2 separate regions of the Homo sapiens genome follow, and region 1 is linked to region 2. A link is an interaction called in ENCODE POLR2A ChIA-PET data of the cell type or tissue named here. Cell type or tissue: B cell. All regions are shown on one strand. Region 1 has its middle 15 kb from the start of CBFA2T2. Region 2 overlaps CBFA2T2 (CBFA2/RUNX1 partner transcriptional co-repressor 2).

Region 1 (8,000 bases), 78 kb before region 2:
TTTATTTATTTATTTTTTTGACATACGGTCTCACTCTGTCACCCAGGCTGGAGTGCAGTGGTGCGATCTCGGTTCACTGCAACCTCCACCTCCCAGGTTCAAGCGATTTTCCTGCCTCAGCCCCTGAGTAACTGGGATTACAGGCACGCGCCTCCACGTCTGGCTAATTTTTGTATTCTTAGTAGAGACGGGGTTTCACCATATTGGCTGGGCTGGTCTCGAACTCTTGACCTTGTGATCCGCCCCCCTCAGCCTCCCAAAGTGCTGGGATTACAGGCATAAACCACCGTGCTCAACCCTAATTTTGTTTTTTATTTTCATGCTTTTTTTTTTTTTTTGAGACGGAGTCTTGCTCTGTTACCCAGGCCAGGCTGGAGTGCAGTGGTGCGATCTCCGCTCACTGCGACCTCCGCCTCCTGAGTTCAAGCAATTCTCCTGCCTCAGCCTCCTAAGTAGCTGGGACTATAGGCGCCCACCACCACATCTGCCTGGATTTTATATTTTTAGTAGAGACGGGGTTTCACCATGTTAGCCAGGATGGTCTCGATCTCCCGACCTCGTGATCCACCCGCCTCGGCCTCCCAAAGTGGGGATTACAGGCGTGAGCCAATATGCCCGGCTCACACCTCTAATCCCAGCACTTTGGGAGGCCGAGGCGGGTGGATCACCTGAGGTCAAGAGTTCGAGACCAGCCTGGCCAACATGGCAAAACCCCAATCTCTACTAAAAATACAAAAATTAGCCAGGTATGGTGGCAGGCGCCTGTAATTCTAGCTACGTGGGAGGCTGAAGCATGAGAATTGCTTGAACCTGGGAGTCAGAGGTTGCAGTGAGCCGAAATTGCACCACTGCACTTCATCCTGGTCAACAGAGCAAGACTTAGTCTCCATTTCAGAGTCATTATAGGCATGAGCCACCATGCCCAGCTCACTAATTTTTTTTTTTAAGAGACTGGGTCTCGGGCAGGCGCGGTGGCTCATGCCTGTAATCCCGGCACTTTGGGAGGCCGAGGTGGGTGGATCACCTGAGGTCAGGAGTTCGTGACCAGCTTGACCAATATGGTGAAATCCTGTCTCTACTAAAAATACAAAAATTAGCCAGGCATGGTGACATGTGCCTATAGTCCCATCTACCCAGGAGGCTGAGACAGGAGAACTGCTTGAACCCAGGAGGCAGAGGTTGCAGTAAGCTGAGATTGTGCTACTGCCCTCTAGCCTGGGCAACAGAGCAAAACTCCTTCTCAAAAACAAACGAAAAAGAGACTGGGTCTCATTCTGTCGCCCAGGCTGGAGTGCAGCAGCTACTCATAGGCACAGTTATAGCTCATTGCAGCCTCAAACTCCTAGTGATCATCCTGTCTCAGCCTCCGTAGTAGCTGGGACTGCAGGCGTGCACCACCGCGCCCCACTGATCACTGAGACTTTTGCACCCCAGAAGCTTTCCTTCATCTAGAAGTTTCCTGATAGATTAGAATTTCAAGGCTTCTGAGTTCTATTAGTTAGAATTTCACAACCAGAGAATTCTATTGATTAGAATTTTATGGCACCACAGAAATATTGATTAGCATTTCATGGCCATAGAATCCTATTACTCAGAATTTCATGACTTGAGAGTGCTATTGATTTGAATTTCATGGCATCTTGATGTTCCAGCAATGCAGGCGTCCCCAGATACCCACATAAATTGCTCAGATCTCTGCTCAAACTGTCGTTTTCCCAGGGAGGCCTTCCCTGACCTCCTTATTGCAAATTGTCTGTCTGCCACCTGCTTTGTTTTTTTCCATGCTGTTTATCACCACTTAACAATATGTCACATACATTACTTACTCCTCCTCGGCTAGAATGTAAGAAGCTCTAACAAGACAGAGATTTTTAAATTTTTCTTTTTTTTTTTTGAGACAGGGTCTCACCCTGTCACCCAGGCTAGAGTGCAGTGGCACAACCATAGCTCACTGCAGCCTCCATCTCCTGGGCTCAGGTGATCCTCCCACCTCATCCTCCTGAGTAGCTGGGACTACAGGCATGCAGTCACTATTTTAAAAATAATTATATAAACCGGGCCTGGCACTGTGGCTCACACCTCTACTCCCAGCACTTTGGGAGGCCGAGGCAGGTGGATCACCTGAGGTCAAGAGTTCAAGACCAGCCTGGCCAACATGGCAAAACCCCAATCTCTACTAAAAATACAAAAATTAGCCAGGTGTGGTGGCAGGCACCTGTAATTCTAGCTATGTGGGAGGCTGAGGCATGAGAATTGCTTGAACCTGGGAGTCAGAGGTTGAGGTGAGCTGAGATTGCACCACTGCACTTCATCCTGGTCAACAGAGCAAGACTCAGTCTCAAACAAACAAACAAACAAACAAACAAAAAACAGTAGTGACTGTTAAGTTGTCTACCTGCCTTCTCTAGCATGCTCCACCCCCACTCAATGTTTCAATTCATGGGTGGAGAGGGGAGTCACTGTGCCCGTCTCCCTAAAAAATAGGTCTCACCTGAGATGAGATCTACACTCCTAGGACAGGGAAAGGAATTGAAATGATGCAGACGGATGAGTCCAGAAAGGGATGTCCTAGCACCTGGAACCTACTCATTTTTCAGATCTCGAATGTTACCATCACCTGCTCCAGGAAGCTCTCCCTGACAGCCAGGTTAACTTTGCTTCCCTGTCAAATGCTCTTCAAGCTCCCCACACTCTGTTCACAGGACTCTGTACTGTTTGCATTTAATTATGTATTTATTTGAGGCAAGATTTCTCTCTGTCACCCAGGCTGGAGTGAAGTGGTGCAATCTCATTTCACCACAGCCTCCACCTCCCAGGCCCAAGTGATCCTCCCACTTCAGTCTCTTGAGTAGCTGGGACCACAGGCATTCACCACCATGCCCAGCTATTTTTCTTACCTTTTGTAGAGACAGGGTGCCACCATGTTGCCCAGGCTGGTCTCAAACTCTTGGGCTCAAGCAATTCTCCCACCTCAGCCTCTCAAACTGCAGGAACTACAAGCGTGAGGCACCACACGTGCCCTTTTACTGTTTGTATTTAGAGATGTGCTGGATGACTGATTGATGTCTGCAGACAAGGACCATATCTAGTTTGTAACTCCTACCTAGACCAGTGCCTGGCACACAGTGCATACGTGTAGAATGAATGCATGAATACCACATCACATTCTTGCAAGCAGGATGCAAAAAGACCTGCTGGGCATAAGAGCTGCCAAGGATCAGGGGATGCCAGAGGGAGGAGGACCTTCGGGGAACTGAGAGTTTGGATTCCAGCTGCCCCTCCAGAGCCAGCTCCTGGGTAAGAGGCCAACTAGAGAAGGGATAGGCAGACCGTGTGCGGTGGTTCAAGCCTGTAATCCCAGCACTTTGGGAGGCTGACACGGGCAGATCACCTGAGGTCAGGAGCTCAAGACCAGCCTGGCCAACATAGTGAAACCCCATCTGTATCAAAAATTAAAAAATGGGGCCAAGCATGGTGATGTGCACCTGTAATCCCAGCTACTCGAGAGGCTGAAGTGGAGAATCACTTGAAGCTGGGAGGCGGAGGTTGTGGTGAGCTGAGATCGTGCCGCTGCACTCCAGCCTGGGTGACAGGGCGAGACCGTATCTCAAAAAAAAAAAAAAAAGAGAGAGAAACAGACTAAACCATATACCATACTGGCGCTGAGACCTGTGGCTCCTGATGCTGTCACAGCAATCAGCCATGCACAATTTGAGCAAACAGACAATACATAACGACACGACACGGGTGGCTGTGTTTCAACAAAACTCTCCTAATTACACTAAAGTTTGAATTTCACATATCTTTATCGGTTGGGGAAAAGTCTCCCAATCCCAGAGATTAAGTGTTCAGTTTAAAGTAAGGGTGAGAGCCTCAGGTGGAAGAGAGACCCTTTTTTTCCCACCCCTGAGATGTTAGACAAGTCCCTTAACTGCTCTGAGCCTGGAGCGCCTGGTTTGGTAAAGGGTCTAATAAAAGTCCTTGACTCCCAAGGCGGTCGTGAGGATTAACTGAGATAACACCTTGAGCTCCAGCCAGGTGGGCTCAGCATGAGCTACCGGATTGCTATTGTTGGTAATAATTATTATTACTATTACCAGGGGGACTTTGAGAGGAGCAAACGGAAGGACGCATGCAAATCCTCTTGTGCAATGTCTGGCACCAAGGAGACCTTCCTAACCTCCCCTGTTCTGCAAACCCGTTCCCACCCTAGGTCATTCCAGACGGTCCACCCCAGCATCCTTCACTCTCCCCTCAACCCCCTCAATGCTCTCCTCCTCCCCACGATCCCTGGCTCAGACCAGAGGTGGTCATGGCAGCTGGCCAGGGTGCAGAGAGGGCCAGGCACAGAGGGAGGAGGGTTCCAACCAGGCCCCCCGCCCATTGTCTGAGCCTGCCAGCCCGCCAGCCAGCTGATGTCCTGGGTCTCCGACACCAGCTGGCCAGCCCCACCCCCACCCCAATACCCCCTCCTCCCAGGTCCCTCCCTGTCACTCAGCCTCTGCCCCCATCCGCCCACAGCCCAGAAAGACTCAGGGTGTGACCAGAGGGTCTGAGCTTTTGTCCCCCAAATCGGAGGCTGATTTGCATCTTTTAGCAATTTGCACACCCCATTCATTTGTGTAGAGCTAGACTGCCACAAAGCCAGCCTGGTCCTTGGGGCTTATTTATTTGAGTGGGGTTATAAAATGTGATTTTGGGTGTTCCCTTTCAGCCTTCAGCACTTCCTCATTCTGGGACTTTGCTCAGTGGCTTCACCACTGTTCCTTATCTGTAAAACGGAGGCAACACTTTCCTATACAGTGGTTGCGAGGAGTAAGATGTGTGTGATGTGCCTGGAATAAAGTGGGTGTTCAACAAACAAGAGCTGTTATTATCTAAACATCCTCCAGAGTTAACTGTTAAAACCTGTGCTGGCCTGGCGCAGTGGCTCATGCTTGTAATCCTAGCACTTTGGGAGGCCGAAGTGGGCGGATCACGGGGTAAGGAGTTCGAGATCAGCCTGGCCAACATAGTGAAATCCCGTCTCTACTAAAAATACAAAAATTTGGCCGGTCACAGTGGCTCACACCTATAATCCCAGCACTTTGGGAGGCTGAGGCAGGTGGATCACGAGGTCAGGAGTTCGAGACCAGCCTGGCTAACATGGTGAAACCCCGTCTCTACTAAAAACACAAAAAATTAGCCGGACGTGGTGGCGGGCGCCTGTAATTCCAGCTACTTGGGAGGTTGAGGCAGGAGAATCGCTTGAACCTGGGAGGCAGAGGTTGCAGTGAGCTGAGATCGTGCCATTGCACTCCAACCTGGGCAGCAAGAGTGAAACTCCGTCTCAAAAAAAAAAAAAGAAAATCAAACAAACAAAGAAAAATTAGCCGGGCATGGTAGCGCGAGCCTGTAGTCCCAGCTAATAGGGAGGCTGAGGCAGAAGAATCGCTTGAACCCGGGAGGCGGAGATTGTGGTGAGCCGAAATCAAGCCACTACACTCCTGCTTGGGCAACAGAGCGAAATAAATAAAATAAAATAAAAGGAAAGGAAACATGTGCTGTCCATTGGGTGGCCACTAGGCTATTTAAATTTCAATTAATTAAAATTAAATAAAATTGGTACTTTAGTTCCTCAGTTGCACCAGCCAAATTTGAAGTGCTCGACAGCCATGTGCGGTGGCTATCATACTGAGCTGCACAGATCACTGCAGAATGTTCTCTGGGATAGTGCTGATTCAAACCCTCTAATTCTCCAGAGTTTTTCTCCCTTTTCAGAATAGGGCTCTCTTCTCTGCAGCCTTTCTTCCCCTCACCCCCAACAAGGCCCATCGAGGCACAGTAATCTGCCCCACCCCACCCCCACTGTATCCTCTGGGCATAGATTCCAAAACCCCCAGTGGGTGGCTGAAACTGCAAATAGTTCCTAACCCTCCATAGTTTGTACTTGCAATGACCTTGGTGCGAAGGTGTTCTTTTGTTCTCTGCAGGGCCTGCACCTGGGATGGAGGCTGGAGAACAGGTGTGGAGCTGTGCCCTGGGGCACCGAGGGGATAGGCTCAATTGTTGGTGTTGTAAAGCAAACAACTGCACCCAACTCTGTCCCAGGCGCCAGCAGAAGCCTCCACCTTCGGAGGTGGACGAGGGAGGGAAGCCCTGGGGAATTGTGGGCCCTGTCCCCACTATCTCCCAGAGGCAGTTTAAGATCACATAATAAGTCTGGGCCTGGAATGAACAGTTTCCAGCACAGCTGACACCTGGGGCAGGTGCTCCAGATGGGAGGCCCAGAGTGCAGGGGGAGGAAAGGCTTGGCAACCTCACAAAGGCCAAGGCTCATCTGCACTGGAGGCTGTGGAAGGTGCGAATAAGTCACATTCAGATTATTTCAACCTATACACATTCCACATCCACTGTGGCCCCAACACCACCAGCAGAGAAAAGCAGGAGTGGAGAAACCCCAATCCTATCTACACCCTCATGCAGACATCCCAAAGTTAACATCCCCAGACCTGAACTCCTGCTTTCGCCCTTGGCATGTGTTTGTTCATCCCACAGCTGTCACCACCTCAGCCTGTGGCTGCTCCATCCTTTCAGCTGCTCAGCCCAGAACCTTGGAGTCACCCTTCATCCTGCTCTTTTCCATACCCCACAAACAAGCCATCAGCAAACTCCACCATCTCCACCTTCAAACAGAACACACATCCAACCCCTACTCACCATCTCTACTGCCACTACCTTGTTCCAAGCCATCACGGTCTCCCTCCAGAATCACCCAGTGGTTTTCCACCGTTGCCTCCCCTGGCATACCCTTCTCTCTAGAGGGATGATCATGTCGCTCCTTTGCTCAAAACTATCTAGAGGCTCTGAAATTTGTGGAGAACAAATTCAAATTCCTGGCAGAGCACAGTGGCTCAAGCCTATAAACCCAGCACTTTGGGAAGCCAAGATAGAAGGATTGCTTGAGCCCAGGAGCTCTAGACCAGCCTGGGCAACATAAAGAGACCTTGTCCCTACAAAAAATTTTAGCTGGGTGCAGTGGCTCATGCCTGTAATCCCAGCACTTTGAGAAGCCGAGGCGGGCGGATCACGAGGACAGGAGTTCAAGACCAGCCTGGCCAACATAGTGAAACCCCGTCTCTACTAAAAATACAAAAATTAGCTGGACATGGGGGCATGCGCCTGTAGTCCCAGCTACTTGGGAGGCTGAGACAGGAGAATCGCTTGAACCCAGGAGGTGGAGGTTGTGGTGAGCGGAGATCACGCCACTGCACTCCAGCCTGGGCAACAGAGTGAGACTCTGTCTCAAAAAAAAAAAAAAATTTAAAATTAGCCAGGTGTGTCTGTGGTCTCAGCTACTCAGGAGGTTGTGATGGGAGGGTCACTTGAGCCCAGGAGGTCAAAGCTGCAGTGAGCCATGATCGTGCCACTGCATTCCAGCCTGAGTGACAGAGTGAGACCCAGTCTCAAATAAATACATTAAATTAAATTAGAAATAAAAAATAAAGTCAGATTTCTTACTATGGCCTACCAGGCCCCACGTTATCTGGCCGCAGTCCCCTTTCTCAGTCTCTGCTGTATCCTGATGTCCTTTCTGTGCAGCCATCTTTCTGCCTCCGGGCCTTTGTTCCTGCTACCCTTACTCAGCCTGGCGGCTGTCTTACCTTCTCCAGGTTTTAGAGTTTAATTAACACCTCCTTAGAGAACACTCTCTCTGCTTCCTTATATAAAGTAGCACTTGGCCGGGTGCGGTGGCTCACACCTGTAATCCCAGCACTTTGGGAGGCCAAGGCGGGCGGATCACTTGAGGTCAGGAGTTCGAGACCAGCCTGGCCAACATGGCAAAACCCTGTCTCTACTAAAAATACAAAGTTAGCCGGACGTGGTGGCACATGCCTGTAATCCCAGCTACTCGGGAGGCTGAGGCAGGAGAATCGCTTGAACCCAGGAGGCCAAGGTTGCAGTCAGTCGAAATCGCACCACTGCACTCCAGCGTGGGCAACAGAGCAAGACTCTGTCTC
Region 2 (8,000 bases):
CAACCATTTTGAACTTGTGTAGATTGTTCCCAGCAGCATTACTAAATAGCCAAAAATTGGAAACAATCCAAATGCCCATTAACTGGTGAATAGATAAGCATAATGTGTATTCATCAGTAGAATACTACTCAGCAGTAAAAAGGAGTGAATCTTGATACATGGTACAGCATGAAGCTCAGAAATATTTTGCTAAATTAAAGAAGCCACAAAAGATGACATATCCTTTCATTTATGTGAAATGTCCAGGAATAGCGAATTTATAGGGACAGTGAAAGCAAGATTAGTAGTGGTTGTCTAGGGCTGTAAAGGGACATGAGGGATCTTTTAGGGGTGATGAAAATGTTCTAAAATGGAATTGTGATGATCGTACAACTGTAAATTTACTAAAAATCATTGACTTGTACACTGAAAATAGGCAAATTTTATGGTCTGTATATTATACCTCAATAAAACTTATTTAAAATGTTGGCAGGGGCAGAGGGACAACAGGTTTTTTCCCCTGCTGCAAAGGAGTAGTCCAAGTACAGCACATGTCTGCAGATGGCATTTATGTATAATAGATGGCTGCTGCTTTTTTTTTTTTTTTTTTTTCTCTAAATCAGGTGTCCTGAGAGATTGGGACCAAGAGGGAGATAGAACACTGGCAGTTGGGGTTCATGTTAGGGTTTCAGACACATCAAAGACAGCATCCTTCTTTGTTTTAAGTTTATAAAATAGGGTTCAATAAATACCTGTCTTATAGAATTTGGACAGTTTTTTCCACATAAAGCCTTCCAGAAGATACTAAGAGCTATAGATTTTAATAACTTAACAAATGTAATAACGTTCTACATTGTCTTTGCAAATAGGTGTATACCCCAAGTATGAATGATACCTTATTTTGGATGGGACAGGATGGTGAAAATGGCCACGATGTTTGGAAAAACCAGTTCAGGGGCAATAATTTTTAATACTTATTAGCAAAGTAGTCTTGAAATTATTAATTTTTTGTCAAAATCCTCCCATTAAAAAATTCTTGAAGACAGCATAATTTGATTTGAATACATCACATTTAATAGAAATTTAATTCACCCTTTCAGACTTTAACTCCCCTCCCCCTATTTTAATTAAATGGAGGGATTGGCTTGGATTCTTTCTAAGCTAATGCTTTGTGGTTTGATCCTGTTAAATTTATTTTTTAAACAAACAGCATATTTTAATTTATTTACCCAACAAATAAGCATTAAACATGTTAATCAAGACACACCACCTGTCCTCAGAGAACAGTAATGGGTACATTTGGTCAACAAATAACTCAAAGTCTGAAGTACTAATGTGGTTATTTATTTATTTATTTATTTATTTATGTAGAGATGGAGTTTCGCTGTTTTCGCCCAGGCTGGAGTGAAGTGGTGCGCTGTTAGCTCGCTGCAACCTCCGCTCCCGGGTTCAAGCAATTCTCCTGCCTCAGCTTCCCTAGTAGCTGGGATTACAGGTTCGTACCACCACACCTGGCTAATTTTTGTATTTTTATTAGAGACGGGGTTTCACCACCTTGCCCAGGCTGGTCTCCAACTCCTGACCTCAGGTGATCCGTCCCCTCTCGGCTTCCCAAAGTGCTGGGATTACAAGCGTGAGCCACCACGCTTGGCCTTGATGTGGTCTTATCTGCTGTCAAGCTACATGAGTTGGAAGCTACATGAGTTGGGGTGGAGAGTTGTCAATGCTGTTTCAGGAATCATTGCTCCTAAAGGGGAGCCATAAGTCTTTAAGTATGGATAGTTTTCCAGGTGAAGAGCTCATTCGACGGAAGTGTTCATAGTGAAAGAAGGAAATCAGTTGGTGGTCTCATTTGAGTAGAGTAACTGTATATCCCTTACTTAAAATATACAATTAACTGTTGGTTTATTCCAGCAAGTGAAATTTTTGACTTCCATTTATTTTCTGTGCTTTTTTTTTTTTTTGAGATGGAGTTTCGCTGTTGTCGCCCAGGCTGGAGTGCAATGGCGTAATCTCGGCTCACTGCAACCTCAGCCTCCTGGGTTCAAGTGATTCTCCTGCCTCAGCCTCCCAAGTAGCTGGAATTACAGGCATGCACCACCACGCCCAGCTAATTTTGTATTTTTAGTAGAGACGGGGTTTCTCCATGTTAGTCAGGCTGGTCTCGAACTCCCGACCTCAGGTGATCTGCCTGCCTTGGCCTCCCAAAGTGCTGGGATTACAGGTGTGAGCCACCACACCCAGCTCTGTGCTTTTGTTCCATCAATGTTTTGTTGTTGTTGATTGATTCTCTCTCTGTCACCCAGTCTGGAGTGCAGTGGTGTGATCTCAGCTCATTGCAACCTCCACTTCCTGGGTTAAAGCAATTCTTGTGCCTCAGTCTCCCATCGTAGCTGGGATTACAGGCGTGTGTCACCACGCCCGGCTAATTTTTGTATTTTTAGTAGAGACGGGGTTTCACCATATTGGCCAGGCTGGTCTTGAACTCCTGACCTCAAGAAATCCGCCCACCTTGGCTTCCCAAAGTGCTGGGATTACAGGTGTGAGTCACTTCTCCTGGCCTGTTCCATCAACTTTTAAAAATCTTCTATCACTATTAAGTTTAATTCTTGATTTTTTTTTCCTTTTTCTCTTCTTGCCCTCCCTGCCCTTTTTTTTTCTGCTTACGTAAAATTCTTGATTTTAAATGATGGTCCACAGCTGCTGTAGTCTGACTTGTGTCCCATAAGGGCTGATGACTCAAACATCAGAATTGTTGTTCAGTTTTAATTTTCAAGATCACTTTTGAGTTTGATTGCTTCCCTGGTTTTTTTTTTTTTTTAAGTTGACAAAATTTTTTCCAAGCTTTGTAATGCTCAGTGTGTGAAGCAAATACACAACCATTTATGAAGTCTTTAATAACTAATAAAACTGGAATCTACACATTGTCATATAAATTGGAAAATTAGAATATCTTGTTTGTGGAGAGCATTTTCAGGTTATTTGACTTAACAATGATGTTATGAGACTACATGGAAGAATAATTGGATCTTGAGCTGTTTAAACATGTGCTAAATAGAAAGAAACAAAGCTTCAGAGGACCTCAGGTGACACCTGGTCCTGTCTTCTGATTTTTGACAGATGAGAGTTTTAGGGATTTAGATAATTGGCTTAGTAATTGAATCAGTGAAACAGCTACTCCAGGCTCTTTCTGCTGAATTGTAAGGGGAAATCAGTGTCTCTTGAAATGTTTGCTGTAAAAAAAAGGAAGACACTATTTTCTGATCAGTTGTACATTTCAAATTCTAAACATTTTTTTGAGCATTGTTAAACACTGTCAAGCCGTGTGGATGTGAAGGTGAATAAGACAGAATAGTGAATAAGATAGCCTTTGTTGTCACAGGAGTTTGCAAGATTATCTAACATTTAGGAAGTGAGACAAATGGGCTTATGCTGTCCCCTGCACCCCAGCAAATGTGTGAAATGTCCCCTTGCTTGTCACTCCACTTCATCGTCCTTCTGCACGTTTAATGCTGTCCATACATGCTGACTTCCTCCTGCTTCTTTCTGCTAGTCATACCTTTTACCATCTCAGGGTTCCTATATTATTCTGTTCCCTCTGCCTGAAATACTTCTGAATATTCTTCATCTCCACCCCATCCCCCTTTTTAACCTGATCTACTTCTCCTCTGTCAAATTTCATTTCATCAGAGATTATGTCTATATAGCACACCCCTTAACTCTAGTCCCTGCTGTGAAGCTCATAGTTCTGGTTTTTTTCTTTATAGCACTTAGTATATATTATTATGTTTGTTTGTATGATAATTACATTACTTTTCTCAATAGACTGTAAGCTCCCTGAGAGCAGAGACTATTTTTCTTTACTGTGTCTCCTGCACTTAGTGTAACCTCAGTAGGTGTTTGAGTATTAGAACTTTTTTTTGTAAAGCTACGTTGTTGCTATAAATCAGAGTTTAGTTTATGTTTTTTGTTTTAGAGGGAGTTTCACTCTGTTACCCAGGCGGGAGTGCAATGGTGCACAGTCTTGGCTCACTGCAGCCTCCACCTCCCGGGTTCAAGCAGTTCTCCTGTCTCAGCCTCCCGAGTAGCTGGGACTACAGGTGCACGCCACTACGCCTGGCTAATTTTTTGTGTGTATTTTTAGTAGAGACATGGTTTCACCATATTGGTCAGGCTGGTCTCGAACTCCTGACCTCAAGTAATCTACCAGCCTCAGCCTCCCAAAGTGCTGGGATTACAGGCGTGAGCCACCATGCCCAGCCAGAGTTTAGTTTTTTGTAAAGGGTCATATAGTGACCGTTTTTGGCTTTGTGGGCCACACGATCTCTGTCCCAACCCTGCTAATGCGGCAGGAAAGCAGCCATAGATAGACAATATGTAAAGGAATGGGCATGGTCCTTTTCCAGTGAAACTTTGTTTACTAAAACGCTAAGCAGGCTATAAGTTTGCTGACTTCTACTATAAATCATCATCCCCTGATCTTGTTGGACTTGAAAGCCCTTGTTATGCAATCTTGCAAATCCCCTCTTAGGGTTTTTTGAAAAATGATTTTATTTTTGTATGGTAGATGTTAAAGAGGTGATTTTTAAAAAGTCTGATCTTAAAGTAATGTAAAATACAATCTTAAATATATTAATTATATATTTTTAGTTTCTCCAGTTTACTAGTAGGCATATGCTTTTGTTAACTTTACATTTGTATTTAAGTAAAACATGATTCTTGATATTGATGTTAAAATAAAAAGATTGGTTTGGTTTTGGGATAGATTAAAATGTAGATTGAAATTTTACAATGCGTTTCATTTTCAAAAAAGACTATTTTTGCAACCTGATGCTTGAAATACCATATAATATTATTTTGTTCTTAAGTGACAGATGAAGAAACATTCCAGGTTGCTGTTTGCAGAACTTCTGTGCAAGTAAGGAGTTATTACAATGAAAAGCAAATTCACTATAAGCACCAGTGTTTATTTTTCTTACTTTTTTCTTTTTTTTTTTTTTTTTCAGACAGTGTTGCTCTGTCACCCAAGCTGGAGTGCAGAGGCATGATCTCAGCTCACTGCAGCCTTCGCCTCCTGGGTTCAAGTGATTCTCCTGCCTCAGTCTCCTGAGTGGGATTACAGGCTTGTGCCACCTGGCCCAGCTAGGTTTTGTATTTTTAGTAGAGACGGGGTTTCACCATGTTGACCAGGCTGTTCTCGAACTCCTGACCTCAAGTGATCTGCCCACCTCAGCCTCCTAAATTGCTGGGGTTACAGGGGTGAGCCACTGCGCCCGGCCTATTTTTCTTTTTTCTTTTCTTTTCTTTTCTTTCCTTTTCCTTTTTCTTTTCTTTTTTTTTTTTTTTTTTTTTTTGAGATGGAGTTTCGCTTTTGTTGTCCAGGTTGGAGTGCAGTGGAGTGATCTCAGCCTCCCAAATTGCTGGGGTTACAGGTGTGAGCCACTGCGCCTGGCTGTTTTTCTTTTTTAACGTTGTTTGAAAGTCTAGAATCATTTTTATGTGCTAGATGAGAGATTTGATCTGATAAATCAAACTCAGATGTCTGCATCTCAAGTGTATTTGTAGAATTATTTTTCTGTTTTCTATTAATTTAGATTGAATGTCAGAGTACCCATTATAGGTATTAAAATGAATATTACATAAGAAAAAATAACAACTTAAAAATGTTCAGAATTGTTTAAATAAAAACTTTAGACAGACATTTAGCAGAATTTAGGTGAGCATTAAAGGATTCAGGCAGCATTCAAAACTGGAAGAAGTTCAGAGAGCTCTGCTTTAGAAGCAGGCTTTTATAGGCTGAACGCTGTAGCAAAGTAAAGGAATTACTTGATTGGCTGTAGCTAGGCACTTGCCTTATTTGGATATGATCCAGTGGAAAGTCCCTAGTTAGAGGTTTGTTTTTGATTGGTTAAGCTTAAGTTTCATTTTATGTTTACATTGGGCTTCAGTTTGCTTACTAGGCACTGGAGCCAGCTGTCTCAGCCTAATGGCTGCCCAATTTAAAAAAAAAAAAACATTAAAATGGCATGTAGTTGTCATCATCAGAGTAAGAAACCAAAGAAGAGACCGTCATGAATGGGATCATTAGATCATGGACTGACACACATGTTCACTTAATACCCACAAGAGTGTCTTCACACTTTTTTGTCATGGATGGGACTTGTTTTCTGTTTTTTGTTTTGTTTTGTTTTTGATACAGTAAAATACTTAGGAGTTCTTGCAACTTTCTATAAGTTGTTTACATTTTACTCCAATTGCTTTATCATTGTGTGTATTTTGGAGGTACAGTTTTTTTCCTGAACCACTCTGAAAGTGGAAATATGCCCTTTTATCCCTAAATACTTAAATGCATATTTCCTGAAATCAAAGGCATTTTCTTACATAACCACACATAACCACAGTACAATTATCAAAATCAGAAAATGTAATAATGATACCATACTATTAACCTGATTCACAGACTATATTCAGGTTTTATAAATTATTTCAATAATGTCTTTTATAGCTCTTATACCTCAATCCAATTCAGTCTGTCATCACACACTGAATTTAACTGGCATGTCTCTTTCTTCCTTGCCTTTCCCCTTTCCTCTTTCCTTTTTTCTTCTTTCTTAGAGACAGGGTCTCATTCTGGTGCCCAGGCTAGGGTGCAGTGGTGCAATAATGGCTCACTGCAGCCTTGACCTCCTGGACTCAGGCAATCCCCCAACCTCAGCCTCCTGAATACTTGGGAATATAGGCACATGCCATTATGCCTGGCTAATTTTTTTTACTTTTTGTAGAGATGGAGTCTCACTACGTTGCTCCGGCTGGTCTCGAACTCCTTACCTTAAGTAAGCCACCTTCCTTGGCCTCCCAAAGTTTTGGGATTACAAATGTGAGCCACTGCGGCTCTTTAATTTTTCTTATTCTAAAACAGTTCTTCAGCCTGCCTGCCTCCTCTTCTCCCCTCCTGGTACTTTTCTTTTCTTGACCATTCCAATTTTGAATACAGACCAGTTGTTCTGTACTTAGTTTGGGTTTCGTTGCCGTTACCTTATGATTACATTAATGTTACGAATTTCAGGCTGGAATACTATAGAAGGGATGTATTCTCCTTAATGCCTCATTTAAGGAGGCACATAATCAGTGTGTCTCAATATTAGTGATTGGTTAATCATTGTATTAAGGTCATGTCTGCCAGGTTACTCCACTGCAAAAATTACTATCCTCTTTGTGATTAATAAGTAATTTGTTGGGTATATTTAGAGATGATGAAGTTGTCCTGTTTTTCATTAGTTTTCTATTCACTAGTAGTCTCAGCATCTAGTGGTGATTTTCTTTTTTCTAATTTTTAATTTTTTTTTGTAGAGACAAGGTCTCACTATGTTGCCCAAGCAGATTTTGAACTCCTGGCCTAAAGTGATTGTTCCACCTTGACCTCCCAGAGTGCTGACATTATAAGCATGAGCAGCTGCACCCTACTAGTGGTAATTTTCTAATTCCATCATTGTTTCTGCATTTACATATTGGCATTCTAATGAAGGAATGCTTTCCTTTCTTCCTTGTTGATTGGTTAAAAAAATTAAATATGGATTATGCTCTAATCCATTACTATCATTATTTATTTTGATGCTTAAATTGTTGCACAATTCCAGTGGTAGTCCCTTCTAACTGGCTTTAGTGTTCTTTTGACATACCCCTGTCATTTTTGAGCAGTCTCTTACTTTCTTGCCCAAGGTGTTGCATGCTTATCTTTTTTTTTTTTTTTTTTTTTTTTTTTTGAGACAGAGCCTCACTCTGTTGCCCCGGCTGGAGTGCAATGGCATGGTCTTGGCTCACTGCAACCTCCGCCTCCTGGGTTCAAGGGATTCTTCTGCCTCAGCCTCCCAAGTAGCTTGGATTACAGGTGCCTACCACCACGCCTGGCTAATTTTTGTATTTTTAGTAGAGACGGGTTTTCACCATGTTGGCCAGGCTGGTCTCGAACTGCTGACCTTGTGATCCGCCTGCCTTGGCCTCCCAAAGTGCTGGGATTACAG

What was found. Peaks named below come from ENCODE experiments on the same cell type or tissue, not always from the same donor. Only the 100,000 strongest peaks of a DNase experiment are listed, where the experiment ranks them.
Region 1: POLR2A ChIA-PET joins it to region 2 with 12 read pairs; 15 of 35 experiments call an interaction of 5 or more read pairs at or near these places.

The regions. Positions count from the first base shown.
Region 1 is chr20:33,471,518-33,479,517 of GRCh38, forward strand. No RefSeq gene overlaps it. Among named protein-coding and RNA genes, the nearest start is that of CBFA2T2, 15 kb to the right of the region's middle. RefSeq lists an enhancer at 5,574-6,489. In B cell, no CTCF peak of the experiment used is centred here; a DNase peak (open chromatin) is centred at 4,754.
Region 2 is chr20:33,549,291-33,557,290 of GRCh38, forward strand. All of the region lies in intron 1 of CBFA2T2 (CBFA2/RUNX1 partner transcriptional co-repressor 2), which reads left to right. Among named protein-coding and RNA genes, the nearest start is that of CBFA2T2, 63 kb to the left of the region's middle. RefSeq lists enhancers at 5,890-6,049, 7,795-8,000. In B cell, no CTCF peak of the experiment used is centred here; DNase peaks (open chromatin) are centred at 3,553 and 5,871; H3K4me3 peaks cover 1,200 bases; H3K27ac peaks cover 3,885 bases.